2 separate regions of the Homo sapiens genome follow, and region 2 is linked to region 1. Evidence: chromatin loops called from intact Hi-C (ENCODE). Cell type or tissue: PC-9. All regions are shown on one strand.

What was found. Peaks named below come from ENCODE experiments on the same cell type or tissue, not always from the same donor. Only the 100,000 strongest peaks of a DNase experiment are listed, where the experiment ranks them.
Region 2: it touches region 1 in a loop (6-fold over the local background); 28 of 110 quality-filtered maps call a loop at or near these places.

What each region holds. Positions count from the first base shown.
Region 1 is chr14:75,557,690-75,565,689 of GRCh38, reverse strand. LOC107984653 (a long non-coding RNA gene) reads right to left here and starts at 7,519. Exons shown (of 2, transcript XR_001750830.1): 1 at 7,484-7,519; 2 at 5,772-6,062. RefSeq lists enhancers at 3,334-3,413, 5,719-5,878. In PC-9, CTCF peaks have their summits at 4,324 and 4,525 (motif pointing right); DNase peaks (open chromatin) are centred at 1,549, 3,389, 4,599 and 5,679; H3K27ac peaks cover 4,406 bases.
Region 2 is chr14:75,489,675-75,497,674 of GRCh38, reverse strand. No RefSeq gene overlaps it. Among named protein-coding and RNA genes, the nearest start is that of BATF, 29 kb to the left of the region's middle. RefSeq lists an enhancer at 485-544. In PC-9, no CTCF peak of the experiment used is centred here; a DNase peak (open chromatin) is centred at 3,754; H3K27ac peaks cover 1,558 bases.

The DNA.
Region 1 (8,000 bases):
CATAATATCATGTGAGGTAGCACAATGAAGAGTGAGATGGTGGTTAGGGAAAAAACATTTGAGCAGAAGGGAGGAAATGGATATCTGGGGCAAGAGTGTTCCGGGCACAGGGAACAGCATGTGCAAAGGCTCTGAGGTAGGAACGTGCTTGGTGTGGCCAGACACAGCGGGGATCCCAGTGTGGTTGGAGCAGAGAGACAGAACAGGGGGCTGGTGGGAGAAGGGCTCAGACAGGTAAGTGGGGGTCAAATCTTGCAGGGCCTTGTGGGCTCTGATTAGGATGTGGACACTGAGTGAGGCCAGAAGCCCTGAAGGAGTTTTAAGCAGAGGAGTGATGTGGCGGACTTGCGCTATAAAGGAATCTCTCTGGCTGCTATGTGGAGTAGACAAAGAGGCAGTTAGGAGGCTGCTGTGGTTTCCTGGCAAAGCCTGGAGGAAAGGTCTGGGGGTGCTGGCAGGTAGGCGGGTAGGGCTGTGCCAGATGATTGCAGTGGGTCACCAGCTGTGAAAAATGGGGGATTCCTTCCGTGAAGTAGGACACAGCACCAGAACTTTTGGAGGTGGTGACGTTAGGAAGAGGTAGGACCATCTTTCTAGTTACTTGGGGACCTCACTAGGCTCCTCAGGCCAGGAGATAGAATCTCCATGCTTCATGCTGGCCACCCTGGGCACATGCTTTTCCTTCTGCCTGGAATGCTCTTCCCTGCCTTCCTCATCTGTTTCACTCTACTCCTCCTTCAAGGCTCAGTTGAAATGTCACTTCCTTCCTGAAATCGGTCACATGTTCTGAGTGTATGTGCTCCTGATGCTTCTTTTGCATGGCACTTACCACAATTGTCATTATTTAATTAGGATAATTAGGGCGCAGTGGTTCACACCTGTAATTCCAGCGCTTTGGGAGGCAGAGGCGGGTGGATCACTTGAGGTCAGGAGTTCGAGACCAGCCTGGCTAACATAGTGAAACCTCATCTTTACTAAAAATACAAAAATTAACTGAGCATGGTGGTGCACGTCTGTAATCCCAGCTGCTCGGGAGGCTGAGGCAGGAGAATTGCTTGAACCCAAGAGGCGGAGGTTGCAGTAAGCCAAGACGGCACCACTGCACTCCAGCCTGGTGACAGAGTGATACTCTGTTTCAATAAATTAAAAAATAAAAATAGAATAATTAGTTCTTTGGTGTTTGTTTCCCCTGGCAGACTGTAGGCTCCATGAGGGCAGGTGCTGGGTCTGCTTTCTTCTTCGCCCCTTGGTTACTCCCTAGCAGAGTGTCTCACACAAGTCAGTGCTCAATACATTTTGTTGAATGAATGAATCAATAAGCAAATGGAATGGACAGCAGGTGCAAGAGAAGCATCAGGGGAGGCAAGCTGATTCCTAAGAGCTGCAAAGGAATAGGGCTCATTTCAACTTAGAATCCAAACCAAGGCACTTGCAGGCACCTGGTGGGTGATAAATACCTTACATCATAGGAACAAAGTTCTAAGAATAGGATTTCAGTCATCAGTCAAGGTATAAAAGAGGTTATTTGTTTTGGGAAAGCAGGCAGAAAGGTTCATATGTCCTGAGGATCATATTCCCTGGCTGCCAGTCATCTCACACAGGTTTGCCTAATCCTGCATTTGCGGCCCTCAGAGGACACGTGGCTACTTTAGCATGAAAGCGTTTATTAAACAGACATTTTTATTTATTTGTTTGCTGTTGAAGCGTTTCAAGCATTTATTAAAGAGGCAGGATCTTGCTCTGTCACCTGTGCTGGAGTGCAGTGGTATCATCATAGCTCACTGCAGCCTTGAACTCCTGAGCTCAAGAAATCCTCCCAATTTAGCCTCCTGAGTAGCTAGGACTATAAGAATGCACCACATACAGCTAATTTTTTTTAACTTTCTTCTTGTAAAGACGGAGTCTCACTATGTTGCCCAGGCTGGTTTCCAATTCCTGAACTCAAAACAATCCAACCACCTTGGCTTCGCAATGTGCTAGGATTACAGGTGTGAGCAACCGCACCTATAATCAGAAGGACATCTTTAGAGTACATCATTTAAAAAATCTATTAAGCTTTCAACCTTTTAAAAAATGTTATCAAGTAATGTACATAACATAAATCTTCATCCAGTTCCCGAACCTCTTTGCATCCTTCGTCTCCACTCCTTCCTGCTCACCATTAATGACACATTGTGTCAGAGTGGACAGATGGAAACGGCCCGAGTCAAAGATTCTGCCTCACGTGGAGTAGGCTTTCTCCTGGGAGTGTGAGGCCCTCCTGGCTCACCACACTGTGGCGACCTGGGAGCTTCTGCACTCCAATCCAATGCCGATGTCCTGGGCCATGCTTGCTACCAGCAGCTCTGTTTCTTGAGTCTTGGGTGACTGCTGTGTTGACTGATGAAGAGTTTTTATCTAAGGGTCTACGAATGGGTTTCAGAATCCTGCAAACCCCTGAAATCATATCATCCAAATTGATTAATACACATGTGTTTTGGCTGGGCATGGTGGATCACACCTGTAATCTCAGCACTTTGGGAGGCTGAAGGGGGTGGATCACCTGAGGTCAAGAGTTTGAGACCAGCCTGACCAACATGGGGAGACCCTGTTTCTACTAAAAATACAAATTAAATTAGCCAGGCGTGGTGGTGCATGCCTGTAATCCCAGCTACTTGGGAAGCTGAGGCAGGAGAATCACTTGAACCTAGGAGGTGGAGGTCGCAGTGGGCTGAGATCACGCCATTGTGCTCCAGCCTGGGCAACAAGAATGAAACTCTGTCTCGAAAAAAAAAAAAAAAGAAAGAAAGAAAGAAAAAAGAAACATGTTTTATAAAGGGAGAGGCGGGGGAGTCCACAGTTTCATCAGATAGTCAAAGCAGCCCAATGACCCCCAGATGAAATAAATCACGGTTTAGATGGATAATCTATACATTTCAGGTTTAAAAATCTACTTCGAGCTTGTCACCTAGTATCTGCCCTGACTATATACACTGTGCTAGGTGCAGATCTGACTGTTGTGTTTATTTCATCACTATGGGTAACTAAAGTGGATTTCCTGACACAAATTATGCAGGACTAGACAGAGACATTACTAGATTAATTGTGGACAGGGTGAGGCACATATTTGGTGAGACCACTTTGCCTTCTAGAGGTGACCCTTTATTCTCCATTTGCAACAAGATTCTGAGAGCCAGGTCTGAATGAAAAATTTTAACCCGTGGCTTCTATGTTCCAGGTGATCTTGGACTTAGGAGAAGAGAGAAGACGCTGAAGGAGGTGTGGAAAGCTCAGGGAGTGGGAATGGCTTTCCTTATCTGCCCATCGATCATGTCCGTGCTTCAGTTGAGACTGAAGTCACTTGGCAGCCACACGTTTTAGACTGAGGTAACTCCCCACTGCCATAAAGGTCAAGAAAGCCACTGTGCTGACACAGGTCCTCCCCTGACAGCCTGTTCCACAGCGACCCTTGAGTCATCATGTCTGGATGACTAGGCTGACAAAAACAAGGTTTCACAGGGTGAGTTGAATTGTGGGGGAGCGGGGCACAGCACAGGGCAGCGGAGTAGGAAGGGCACTGCACTTGGAGTCTGAAGATCAGGGCTGAAGGCCTTGCTCAGTGAGCTTGGGCAACATGTGTTGGTGTTTGGGCTTCACATAAAATTAGACACTATTCACAATAGCAAAGAGACGGAACCCATCTAAGTTCCCATCAGCTATAGACTGAATAAAGAAAATGTGGTACATATACACCATGGAATACTATGCTGCCATAAAAAGGAACAAGATCATGTCCTTTGCAGCAACATGGATGGAGCTGGAGACCATTACCCTGAGCGAACTAACACAGAAATGGAAAAACAAATACTGCATATTCTCACTTGTAAGTGGGAGCTAAGGACACAAAGATAAGACAAACAGACACTGGAGCCTACTCGAGGGTGGAGGGCAGGAAGAGGGTGAAGACTGAAAAACTACCTATCAGGTATTAGGTACTACGTGTATTACCCGGGTGATGAAATAATCTATACACCAAACCCCCGTGACATGCAATTTACCTATGTAACAAGCCTGCACATGTACCCCTGAATCTAAAATAAAAGGAAAAAAGATAGGGCAAAAAGGAAATGAGAGGCTGCTATTAACATGTTACCGGGGAGCTAGCAGGTATTCAATGATTGGGACTGTGCAGGTACAACGTAGTTATCACCCTAAAACAGGATGTAGCCAACATCCTGTTCACGGCTACCCGGAGTTTCACAGTAAAATATCTGCAGAGCTTGTGTTTGGAAACCAGGTTGATGCCCAAATCTGTGCAGATTTGCATTCCTGGTCACTCACCCAAACATCTCTTCAGAGCTATGCCCTAGGATAGAGTGAGGAAGCTGAATGAGGCGCCAGCTTGCATCTAGAGGTCAATTCTCTGTATTCAAGCTTCTGCCCAAACAAGTGATGGTTGGCTGCCATGGTTCAGGACTCTCTCAAGCTGGGAAAGGAGGATGCAGGAGGGAGGGGGAACGGAGGAGAGGGAGGAAAGTTGATCTCTGCAGTTCTCTGTCACTAGGTGGCAGCACCAACCCGGGACCGCTGTCCCAATGGTCCTGGCTGTAATCCTGGAATGTGGGGAGTTCCCCAGGTGCGCTTGCGCTTGCTATATATAGCTCCAACTTTGCAAGCAGCCAAAGAGAGGTTGAGTCCCATCTCCACGTTTAACTGTGTGACCTTGGGCAAACCATTTAGCCTCTTCGGAGTCTTTCTTTATCTGTAAAATGGGGATAATAATCTTTCCTAAAATAATAGAGTGAACAGAAAATGAGATCATAAATGGCAGCCAGTATCATCCCTGCCCCTAGCAAGATGACCCCTCACTCTTTCATACATCACCTTTATTTTGCACTTTTCTTTTCTTTCAAGGGTGCCCCTAATGCTTATTTTAAATGAGCATATGTAGATGAACACTTTGGGGTGGGGGAGTGAGGCGGCAGGAGGAATGGTCCATGGTGTGATTTTTTTTTTAGAACAGACCCAACTTTTTAATCTTCCTTCCCCTCCTTGCACCCATTCTCTTCCTCTTCATTTTCTTTCTTCTATCTTGGGATTTTTATTTACAAATATGTTAATCATCTGCTCTGTGCAAACCTCTGGCGAGGCAGAGACAGGTGGGGAAGAAGAGGGAGAGGCGAGGAGAATTACAAGAACACACTGGAGAGTCCCTCCCTCCAAGACCCCCACAGTCCTGTAGGTGCTAAGCTGATAGCGAGATGGTGCGCACCGGTGCAGTTGAACTGGCTGTTGAAATATTAAAATATGTACATCTGGCTGACTGATAGCCCCTACCCTAGTGCCCCTCCATGCAACAACGCAGACGCATGCCTTCACCCTGCTCCAGCTCCGACCCCATTCTGACTGCCAGTGCCTGGCCTGGATTTTGAATATTGCCTTTTAGCTGATGGGCTGAGCTCCTCATAGAATGGACTGAAGAGGATGGGGAGTGAAGCCTGGAGGCTGAGTTGCAACTCCCAGTGATGGTTTTCAAATTAGAGCCTGGGGTTCCTTCCAGAAGCAGTAATGGGTAGTATCCAGGTTGGGCAATCCAGAGGCTGGTGTGGTTCTGGCTGCATGCCCAGTTTCTGGTGGAGCACAGAACACCCTCAAACCCTCTCAGAAAGCAGTCTACTCCTGTTAGCCCCTGAGAATTAGGATGCAGTGCCCTGCCCCCTCGCCCCCTCTCTGGGAAACCCAGGTACAATGAGTCACCATTTTTTTGGTTTCACAATAGAAGCTTACTCTGGTTGACATCAGCAGTAAATGAATGTATTGGAAGGATGTATGTGGCTCACAGAATTCAAAAGAAGCCCAGAGAACAAGGCCCAGAACAAGGCAGAAGCCAGGACAATTCTCCACCACAGGAATTCTCTCTCTGGCCAGGGCTTCACAGTTAGAGTAGAGGGGCTCCAAACATCTTCTGGGTCTTTTCTTTGCTCTGCTCCAAAGCGAGATTCCCAGTAGTCTGATTGGCCCAGTCTGGGTGTTTGGTTGTATCTTGGCCAGATAAGGCAGAGAAGACACCTTGATTGACAGCTCTACACATAGAAAGGAAATGCAGATGCTTTGTCAGAAGAAGGAGTAATAGAGCCGGGGCGCAGTGGCTCACGCTTATAATACCAGCATTTTGAGAGGCCTAGGCGGGTGGATCACTTGAGGTCAGGAGTTCAAGACCAGCCTGGCCAACATGGTGAAACCCCATCTCTATTAAAGATATAAAAATTAACCAGGCGTGATGGCATGCACCTGTAATCCCAGCCACTCAGGAGGCTGAGGCAGAAGAATCACTTGAACCCGGGAGTTGGAGGTTGCAGTGAGCCGAGATTACTCCACTGCACTCTAGCCTGGGTGACAGAGTGAGACTCCATCTCGAAGAAGGAGAAAGAGGAGGAGGAGGAGGAGAAAGGGGAGGAGGAGGAGGAGAAAGGGGAGGAGGAGGAGGAGGAGAAAGGGGAGGAGGAGGAGGACGAAGAGGAGGAGGAGGAGAAGAAGGAGAAGGAGAAGAAATGGATTCTGGGTAGCAAAAAAAAAAGTGTGTGGGGGTCACTGTAATCAGGTGCATCTCAGCTCTAGGTCACAATTCCGTGACATCTTGCCTTCAGCCCCAGGTTTTAGACCCAGACAGAACTAGATCCCCATTATAGTAGTGCAGTGACCTTCCTGAGGCCACCAGATCATCCCAGTCAGTCCTGCTTCCTGGGCATTTAGGGCTCTTATGGACTTGTTCCCCCACCCCCTGGGGATAAACAATGAGACACAAACCTTTGAGGGAGCCATAGGTAATTTAGTCACAGTCCAAACTCAAAATTCTCAACCTGAAGTAGACAAGGCTTGAGAATATATGAATGAATGAATTATTTATATTTATGATTAATTAATTCATTTATCAAACCTATAAATATCACATATCTGCTCTGCTGGGCACTAGGAATATAGCAGTAAACAAGACACAGATAGTCTCTGCCCTCACTCATGGGTTAGTGAATGGCCTATCTGGACAGCCATTTAACTGTCCACCATGAGTCACCACTGGGGGTTTTGGGCACGATGTAAGTAGATATCTGGTCTCTGTCATCTTCTCTCAATGATTGCTGTGGTTTAAATGTCTCCTCCAAAACTCGTGTTGAAATTTAATTGCCATTGTAACAGAGTTGAGAAGCGGGGCCTTTAAGAAGTGATTCGGTCATGAGGACAGAGCCCTCATGGATTAATGGGTCCCTCGATTAATGTCATTGTCACAGAAGCGGGTTTATCTTTGGAGTGGGTTCCCAATAAAAAAGACGAGTTTGGCTCACTTCCCTTTCTGTCTCATGTGCTTGCTTCCACCTTCCACCCTTCTGCCATGGGATAACACTTGCCAGATGCTGGCGCCATGCTCTTGGATTTCCCAGCCTCCAGAACTATGAGAAATAATTTTTTTTCCCTACAAATTACCCAAGCTGGGCATGGTGATTCACACCTGTAATCCCAGCAACTCAGGAGGCTGAGGCAGGAGGATCACTTGAGGTTAGGAGTTCAACACTAGCCTGGGCAATGTAGTGAAACTTCATCTCTAAAAAAAAAAAAAAAAATTTAATTAGCTGGGTGTGGTGGCATGTGTAGTCCCAGTTACTTGGAAGGCTGAGGAAGGAGGATCCCTTGAGCCCAGGAGTTCGAGGCTGCAGTGAGTTATAATCATGCCACTGCACTCCAGGCTGGGTGACAAAGTGAAACTCTCTCTCTCTGCTCCCTGAATTTCAGCACAGTGCCTCTCAGCCCTCCCAGCTGTGGCTCAAGCAGCCTGGGTGCTCCAGAAAGAATAGGTGGTAAACCTTGATGGCAAACATTTGGTGTTAAGTCTGCAAGGATGCAAAATGCAAGGGCTATAGAAGCATGGCTTCCTCTGCTTAGATTTCAAAGGATGTCATGGATCACCTGGAAGCTCAAGTAGAAATCTGCTTCAGGGGAACGGTCACCTCAGAGAGTCCCCACTAGGG
Region 2 (8,000 bases), 68 kb after region 1:
AGGTGAAGTTACCAAGGAGGCCTCTTCTCTTCCATTCATGGTGCCAGGAAGACCACTGATTAAAACCCGTTGCAGAAAAGAAGGAGCATCTTCTCCAGACTCCCATTCCTTCCAGAGCATAGGTCAAATTGTGACTGCCAGGCCAAGAGTCTCTCTTCAAGAAAGAGAAGAAAGTTCCCCTTCAACAACACTCCCCCTACACCCCCTCAGGACTGTGGTTCCTCCAGCACGAAGTCTAACCAAGGACTTCCCCTGGTGGCTCTGTCAGAGCCCAGGCTGAGCGAGCTCCTTCTGCAGAAACTCGATAACATCAGAATATGGTGAGGTTCCAGGCAGCAGACCGTCCTTCTGCTGTGACTGGAAAAGAGGCCTTCAAAAGAGCTGAAGGCCTCCTCTGGGCAGGGACCTCCAGAGGCCCAGGGTGGCTGGCTTCTCAGGGTTTCTCATCACTGCAGCTCCCCTGCTTCTGCTCATCTCCCTCCATTTCCGCACAGGCCTTCCCCACGTGTCTGAGGATGGACACCCCCCAGCTCCTCGAGCCAATATTGCCTCAGTCCAAGCCATCAGAGGAGTCTGAGAAGCCCCTCAAAGTCAAAATTCCAAACTGGGAGAGGGACTCTCATGAGTCTACTTTGAGTCAAGAGTCTACTCCTGGGCCCCTCAGTCACTCATTGGGGGTCTTACAAACATGGCTGCCAGAGCCCACTCTTACAGAGGGCGCTGGACAGCTCCCACAGACAGGGGCTGAGGGGACTGTAGTTGAGAGCACGCTCTCAAAAGTGTCATCTGTAGGAAGTAAAGAAGGAAGCAGAAAAATAGAAGCTGAGTTTCTATTCAGGGCCCGATGCTTTGGCAAATGTCTTAAAAATAAGGAGTTTCACTCCCTGGAGAAGAGGGTTAGGGTTTTGTGTCCACCTCATGCCAGGAACTCTGCAATAGGGCAGAAGGTGGGAGACCTACTTACCTTGAAGGAGCTAACAATCCCTTGGGAATGTCACAAAGGAAACTAAAGTGGCATTAGAAAGCCTGGCCCCTCCTTCGAGCCCACCCACACCCCATCCCTCAAGGCCTAGATCACGTTCCTCCTCCTCCTCCTCTGTGAAGCCTTTTCTCACCACTCCAGCTTTGGTGTTGAGAGGGACATGATGTGGTGTGGCAGAGAGAACCAGGGACTGAGAATCCATCACTAGGGACCTGGTTCTGGCTTTGCCACTAACTAGCTGTGTGACCCTGAAGATGCCGTTGGTCCAGCCTCAGTGGCCTCATCTGTAGGCTGAGGATGCTTGATCTACTCTAGGGAAGCCTTTAGGGAGGCTTAAAACTTTAAGAGTCTATGAAAAATGTTATCTCCAACTCCTTAGAACTTCTTCAGAATGAAAAGTCGGGGCAACATGATTCCTTTCCTAATTTCCAATGGTCTTATCGTGGTTCAAAGTGAAAATGCAACACGGCAGATTGGTTAGGAGCATGGGCTCTCAAAAGGTGACTTATCCATGCTCTGCAGTATCTTCTCATTGGCAGAATGTTCTAGAGTGGACTGTCTGGCTGCTTCCTGTGGTATTATAAGCTTTGCAAAAGCAGAAGACCTCCCACCTCCCGTGGTTTTGCACATTTGGAAGCTTGCCAGCTCTGGACAACCCAAATGACATCTATGTTTTCCTACCTACATTTGGGATCTTGACCGGCATTCTGGAACAAATTCTACCACTCCGGAAAATTTAAGCTTTCAGCTTCTTTTGCTGTTACCCATATGGTTGCCAAACTTGAAATTATGGTGTTGGCTAAATTCCCATCAATAATATCAGGTGACCCCTAGGGTTGTTGTGGGACTGGAAGTCGGCCAATTTCTATTACCTTAATGTATGAAGAGAAATGAACAGAGGTCCTAAGTGTTTTCAAATAGCTTGATAATTTATAGAAGAAGAAAAGAGAAAGAAGAAGAGGTAGAGGAAGAGGAGGAAGAGGGAGGGGAAAAAAGAAAAAGGAGAAGGGGAAAAGGGTGAGGGGAGGAGGTAATGAGGAAGAAAATGGCACTGAAATTTGACACAAAGAAAATAAACTAATTTTGAAACTCTCGGAACTACAACCTCACGCAGTTGGGTCTTTGTATAAGGATGATGTTGCTACTTTCTGTAGACAAAATCTCAAGGTGTCAAATGTCAAATGTCAGCAGTTGGAAGGACCTTGAAACTCAGAAACTCTATGAAAGGATATCCTTTCACATTGAGATTTTAGCTATCTCTTATGTTCATCTACGCAGAGACTTCATTTAAAATTCTGTTAAATGAAATCAACAGTTTTATGATACTTCCCTCCTCCAAAAAGGATGGGGGAAGCTAGAATCAGACGACTGAATTGAATCACAGCTCCACCCCTTGCAAACCATGTGCCTTTAGGCAAATTATTTAATCTTTCCGCATCTTAATTTTCTCACCTGAAAAATGAAGATATTACCAGTATATGTATCATGGAGCTGTTTGGAGGATTCCATGAATTTACAGCTTGGGTGCACTTGGTTAATGGCAGCCTCTGCCATCATTAATATGGCCATATCCTGTGATTCAGAATGTGACTCAGAGGCAAAGAGGTCTCACATCATGTGACAAGTCTTTGGGGCAAATGTCCGGTGACATCGCCAATTTCCTTCCCAAAGCCAAGAATCACTTAGCTCCATGACCGCCATGTTCACAGACTTCATTTCACTGGCCAGAGAATGGAAGCTCAGCAAAACCACACATGCCCCGGTGGCCCATGCTCCAGCTCAGCCTTTTAGCTATGCAGAGATGCACCACTTAATATTCCCCAACACCACCCCTTCTCTGCAGCATGGTAGAGGAAGGGTCCAGCACTTTGATTCACCTGTGCGAACATCTAAAGGTCGCTTCTCCCATGACACACAATGAGAGGACAACTGAGCTGAGATTCCCAGGGACCCTTTGGGCATCATGGGGATGGGAAGATGGGGTGTTGGAATCTCCCCATCTTTCAAGAAAGGTGACATCAGCATGGCCTGCTACCATGCACTCAGGCCAGAAAAGGTCTCAGCTGACCATCCTGGCTAACACGGTGAAACCCCGTCTCTACTAAAAATACAAAAAATTAGCCAGGCATGGTGGCGGGCACCTGTAGTCTCAGCTACTTGGGAGGCTGAAGCAGGAGAATGGCGTGAACCCGGGAGATGGAGCTTGCGGTGAGCCGAGATCACGCTACTGCACTCCAGCCTGGGGGACAGAGTGAGACTTTGTCTCAAAAAAAAAAAAAAAAAAAGAAAGAAAGAAAAGAAAAGAAAAGGTCTCAGCTATAATGAGACCACCTTGCCCCATCCCCACCCCCAAAATGACCACATGGACAGGGGCTGGCTCCCCTAGTTGTGGAATAATAGGGCACATGTACATCTGCTGATGCAAACCTTTAATGGATAATCATATAAGATATTTCACTATAACCAGGCTTCTTTTAAAGTTAGTACAATAGTTCCAACTTTCTTTATCACAATAATATAAAGAGTTGAAAAATTCTAATCATTCATTGAGCACCTATTATATGCCAGGCCCCATGCCAAGTGCTTTACAATCAGAATCTCATTTGAGGCTCACTCCACTGTGTGAGGCGGGTATTATGAGGGTCTCATCTTACAGATGAGGAAACTGAAACTCGCCCAATATCACACCACGTTAGGAAAGAAAAAAAAAGTTAATACCATAAGTGTAGTTGATTTATGATTCAACTATGAAGACTGGGATGGAAGGAAGCCCAGAAAAATGGAAACAGTTCATCTGATGGGGTGATAAGATTATCGGGGATGTTTTTCCCCTTGGTAAATATTTCTGTTGTTTTTGTACATTGATGCATTATACTACAGGGTAGAGAAGTTGGTTTCAAGCAGGGCTTTGCAGCCTCAGAGTGACATAGCGGAAAGTCTATGAGAAGCGGGGGGTCACGGACTGTCAACCTGGTGATAAATGTCCTAGGAGAAGACAAGCACCCTCCCCAGTCCCCCTCCCCACTCTCCATCCCCGCCTCCTCCCAGCCCACCTCCCAGCACACTCCCAGGCTCTTAGTGAATTGCTGGGTGTGCAGGGAGAGTTTGGGGGAAACCCCTTCTCCAGCTCAGGTTGACTTTGTAAAACTCACACAAATTTGCTCCTTTGGAACCTAGAGTGTTTTTTTTTTCCTTCTTCTTCTTCTCTTTTATGAATCAGCACAGAATTGGCCTGTGTGGGGGCCAGAGAAGTTTCTAGAATATAAATCTCGCTGAGGCCTGGTGCACCTCAGCCTACAGATACCTCCGTCCTCCCTCAGATTCCCTGCCTCATTAGGGGCACAGGCCAGGCTTACTTCAGCCCAGGCCCCAAGCTGCACCTTACCCTCCCTTTCTCCAGGGGCGCGAGCCCAGAGACAAGACTCCCACTCTCCCATTCCAAAGTCAATCTGTAGGGTCCCTGTAATCAACATGCATAAAGAGGGGAGAGGTCCCTGGGAGAAACGGTGGCTCCCCTCCCCTAAACTCAGCTACCCCCAGAACATGATGAGATGACACATGCCCTAGACTCCTCTCCACAAAGAGCCCCAAGTCAGGTGCCCCCACAGGTGCCATCCCTCTTTCCTCCCTCTCCCCGCAGGCTTAGCGACCCTCCCCACCGCCAAGCTGCTAATGAGAGCAGCAGACTGATTCACTTGTCCTCCTTCAAGTCCACCTGATGTAATATGTTGCCCCTCTGAGGGCATTTTCAGATCATCTGGGTCCCATGATCTTATTTCATAGATGAGTCAATGGAGGCTCAGAGCCATGAAGTGACTTGCCAAGATCGCCAGCCAGGAGGTGCCAGGCTGGGATTTCTTGCCCTACCACCATGCTGTACCATCCCCTTGTCTTGTTAAATGAGGTTTCTCATACACAGTATGTAAGGACTATGGTTTTGTTCATGAACACTACCTTCATCTTTCTTTCTTTCTTTTTTTTTGAGACAGAGTCTCACTCTGTCACCCAAGCTGAAGTGCAGTGGTGCAATCACAGCTCACTGCAGCCTCAAGTTCCCGGGCTCAAGTGATTCTCCTGCCTCCGTCTCCAGAGTAACTGGGACCACAAGTTTGCACCACCACGCCTTGCTAATTTTTATTTTTATTTTTTGATAGAGATGGGGAGGGGGCGAGTCTTGCTGTGTTGTCTGGGCTGGTCTCAAACTCCAGGCCTCAAGCAATCCTCCCACCTCAGTGACCCAAAATGCTGGGATTACAGGTGTCAGCCACTGTGCCTGGCCAACCGTCATCTTAATATCAGGCTGTGGAGAGGGAGCTGTAGTCAGGGAAAAGGAGCGATAGATGAGCTTGAGGGGTTGGGTCTGAAGAGGTGCTTGGAACCCCAAAAAGAGAGGCCAAGACTTGACCACAGGCCCCTCCCCAGTCCTGATCTGTTATATGCCAAGACTTGCAAATACCAGCTACCCAGAGGCATTGAGGGGGGAAAGGAGGACAAAAAGAGGTCAGCTATAAAAAACTAAAACTTGTCCCAAAATAAAGACTTAGAAACAAAGAATAAAAATTAAACACCACTTATCTTGTTATTCCTGGAGCCATCAGATTTTCAGTGATCTAATATCACTTTGACCGGTTTTTCTCTTCTATTCAAGCTTCTTTCTCATTGTGTTCACTTTGTAAGCTACTGCAAAAATTTTGGGGAGTGAACAAGACTTAAATCGTAAATAAGTAAGTGCAATCTATTGCTTTATCCTTATGGTGGTGGTTTATGTTGCCTAAGTTCAAAGCCGGGCTCTGTAGGGTACATGTGCTGGAATTCACTGATGGAGGGAACGTCTGTGTGGGGTCCTCCTTGGTGCCAGGTGCAGAGGTGCAGACAACCTGTGACCACACGCAACGTCTCAGTTCCACTCTTAAAGAACAGAGGCCCCAACCTCAACCTCAGAGGGTTTTCCAGCCCTGTTCCCGGACAAGCTGTCCCATGGTTCTGAAACTGACTGAAAGCGGAGGAGGGGAGCACACCACTCTGGGGGGAGCCCAAGAGACCAATCGCAACCACTTCCTCTGCCCCCTCAGTCATTATCCCAGACATCATCCATCGAACAACTATTTAACACTGGCTTGTGCCAGGCTCCATGTCACAGCTGGGAATTCATCAGTGACAAAACTGATGGAGCCCCTGCCCTAGATCCCACGGTCTAATGAGGGAGACAGATGCATAAGCAATTATAATTCCAGCCGGGCGTGATGGTGCACACCTGTAATCCCAGCACTTTGGGAGCCCGAGGTGGGAGGATTGCCTGAACTCAGGAGTTCGAGACCAGCCTGGGCAACGTGGTGAAACCACATCTCTACAAAAAAAAATACAAAAATTAGCTGGGCATGGTAGTGCATGCCTGTAGTCCCAGCTACTTGGGAGGCTGAGATATGAGGGTCGCTTGAGCCTAGGAGGTTGAGGCTGCAGTGAGCCATGACTGTGCCACTGCACTCCAGCCTCAATGACAGAGTGAGACCCTGTCTCAAATATATATATATATATATATGTGTGTGTGTGTGTGTGTGTGTGTGTGTGTCTGTGTGTGTATTTCCATGCAATAAATGCCACAAGAGAGGAAGGGAAGAAGTACAGAGGAGGGGTGTCCAATCCAGACCTGAGGGAGTCAGGATCTCTTCCCAGAGGAACTAAAATTTAAATTAAGACAGCAAGGCTCTATAAGACATAGGCCGGCATGGCAGACTAGCTCTCATGTTTCCTCTGCCTCCTGGACACAGAACAAGACTACATTTCCTAGCCTCCTTTGCAGTGAGGTGTGACTACGCCACTGAGTTTTAAGTTAATGTAATGTGGACAGTTGAGAAGCACCACTTCCAGGCCTGGCCCATATTCTTTGCTCATTCACTAGCTAAATGCAGAAGACTCCAATGTCCCAGAGGAAAGTAGAACCACAAGACCAAAGAGCCTGGATCCCTGAATCACCACATGGAAGACCTGTCCACCAATGGGGAGTTATTGCATGCATGAGAAATAAAGTTTGTTGTAAAGCCATGGAGATTTGGAGTTTATCTGTTACAGCAATTGGTATTACCCTAACTTATAACCAAGTAGGAGTGGGAGATAAAGTATGCCAGAAAAAAAAATTAGTAAAAGCGGTGACATGTGCCTGTATTCCCAGCTACTTGGGAGGCTGAGGTGGGAGGATCACTTGAGCCTAGGAGTGTGTGACCAGCCTGGACAACATAGTGAGACTCTGTCTGGAAAAAAAAGACTAACAACCAACCTAACTTTAGTGGGTAGCATTCAACCAAATGGACAGGAAAGAACAGAGGCTCTGAGGCAAATAATGGGATCAAACCCTGGCTCCATATTTCCTGGCTGTGTGATCTTGGGCAAGTTATTTAATATCTTTGCATTTTAGTTTCCTCATTTGTAAAATGAGGAAAAGAATATCTTCCTTGAAGGGTTGCAGAGAGTATTAAATAAATAGAACCTAGGATGGTTCCTAATACAAAAGGCTTATCAGATAATAAATCCCTTACTCCAAACTGTATGCATTCATAGAATGACATTTAACTAATAATATGCTTTGGTAACTGGTAACAGTAACAATAATAATAAACATTTACCGAGAACTATTTATGCTCCAGGCACTTTTCTAATTATTCACAATTATTAATTAATTCCATACTCATAGCCCTATGAATTACTTCCCCCCCACATTTTACAGATGAAGAAACTGAGGCACAGAGGTGTCGGTAACATGTCCAAGATTATCAGCTGGTACATGGTGGAACTGGAGTTTAAATCTAGGAAGGCATGGTTACAATTCCATGCTGCAGATGAAGGAACAGAGAGGTGGTGTAAATTGTTAAAGCCACACAGTCTTAAGGTGTTCTGGGGTTGAGGGCTCCAGCACCAGCCATGACTTCTTGGCATTCTGTAAGGGCACGGAGCAGACGGCCTCCTCTGACTCCGTGAGAAACACCATCCTTTGCATCTTGGCAGGTGTGCTGGTGGCTTTGGC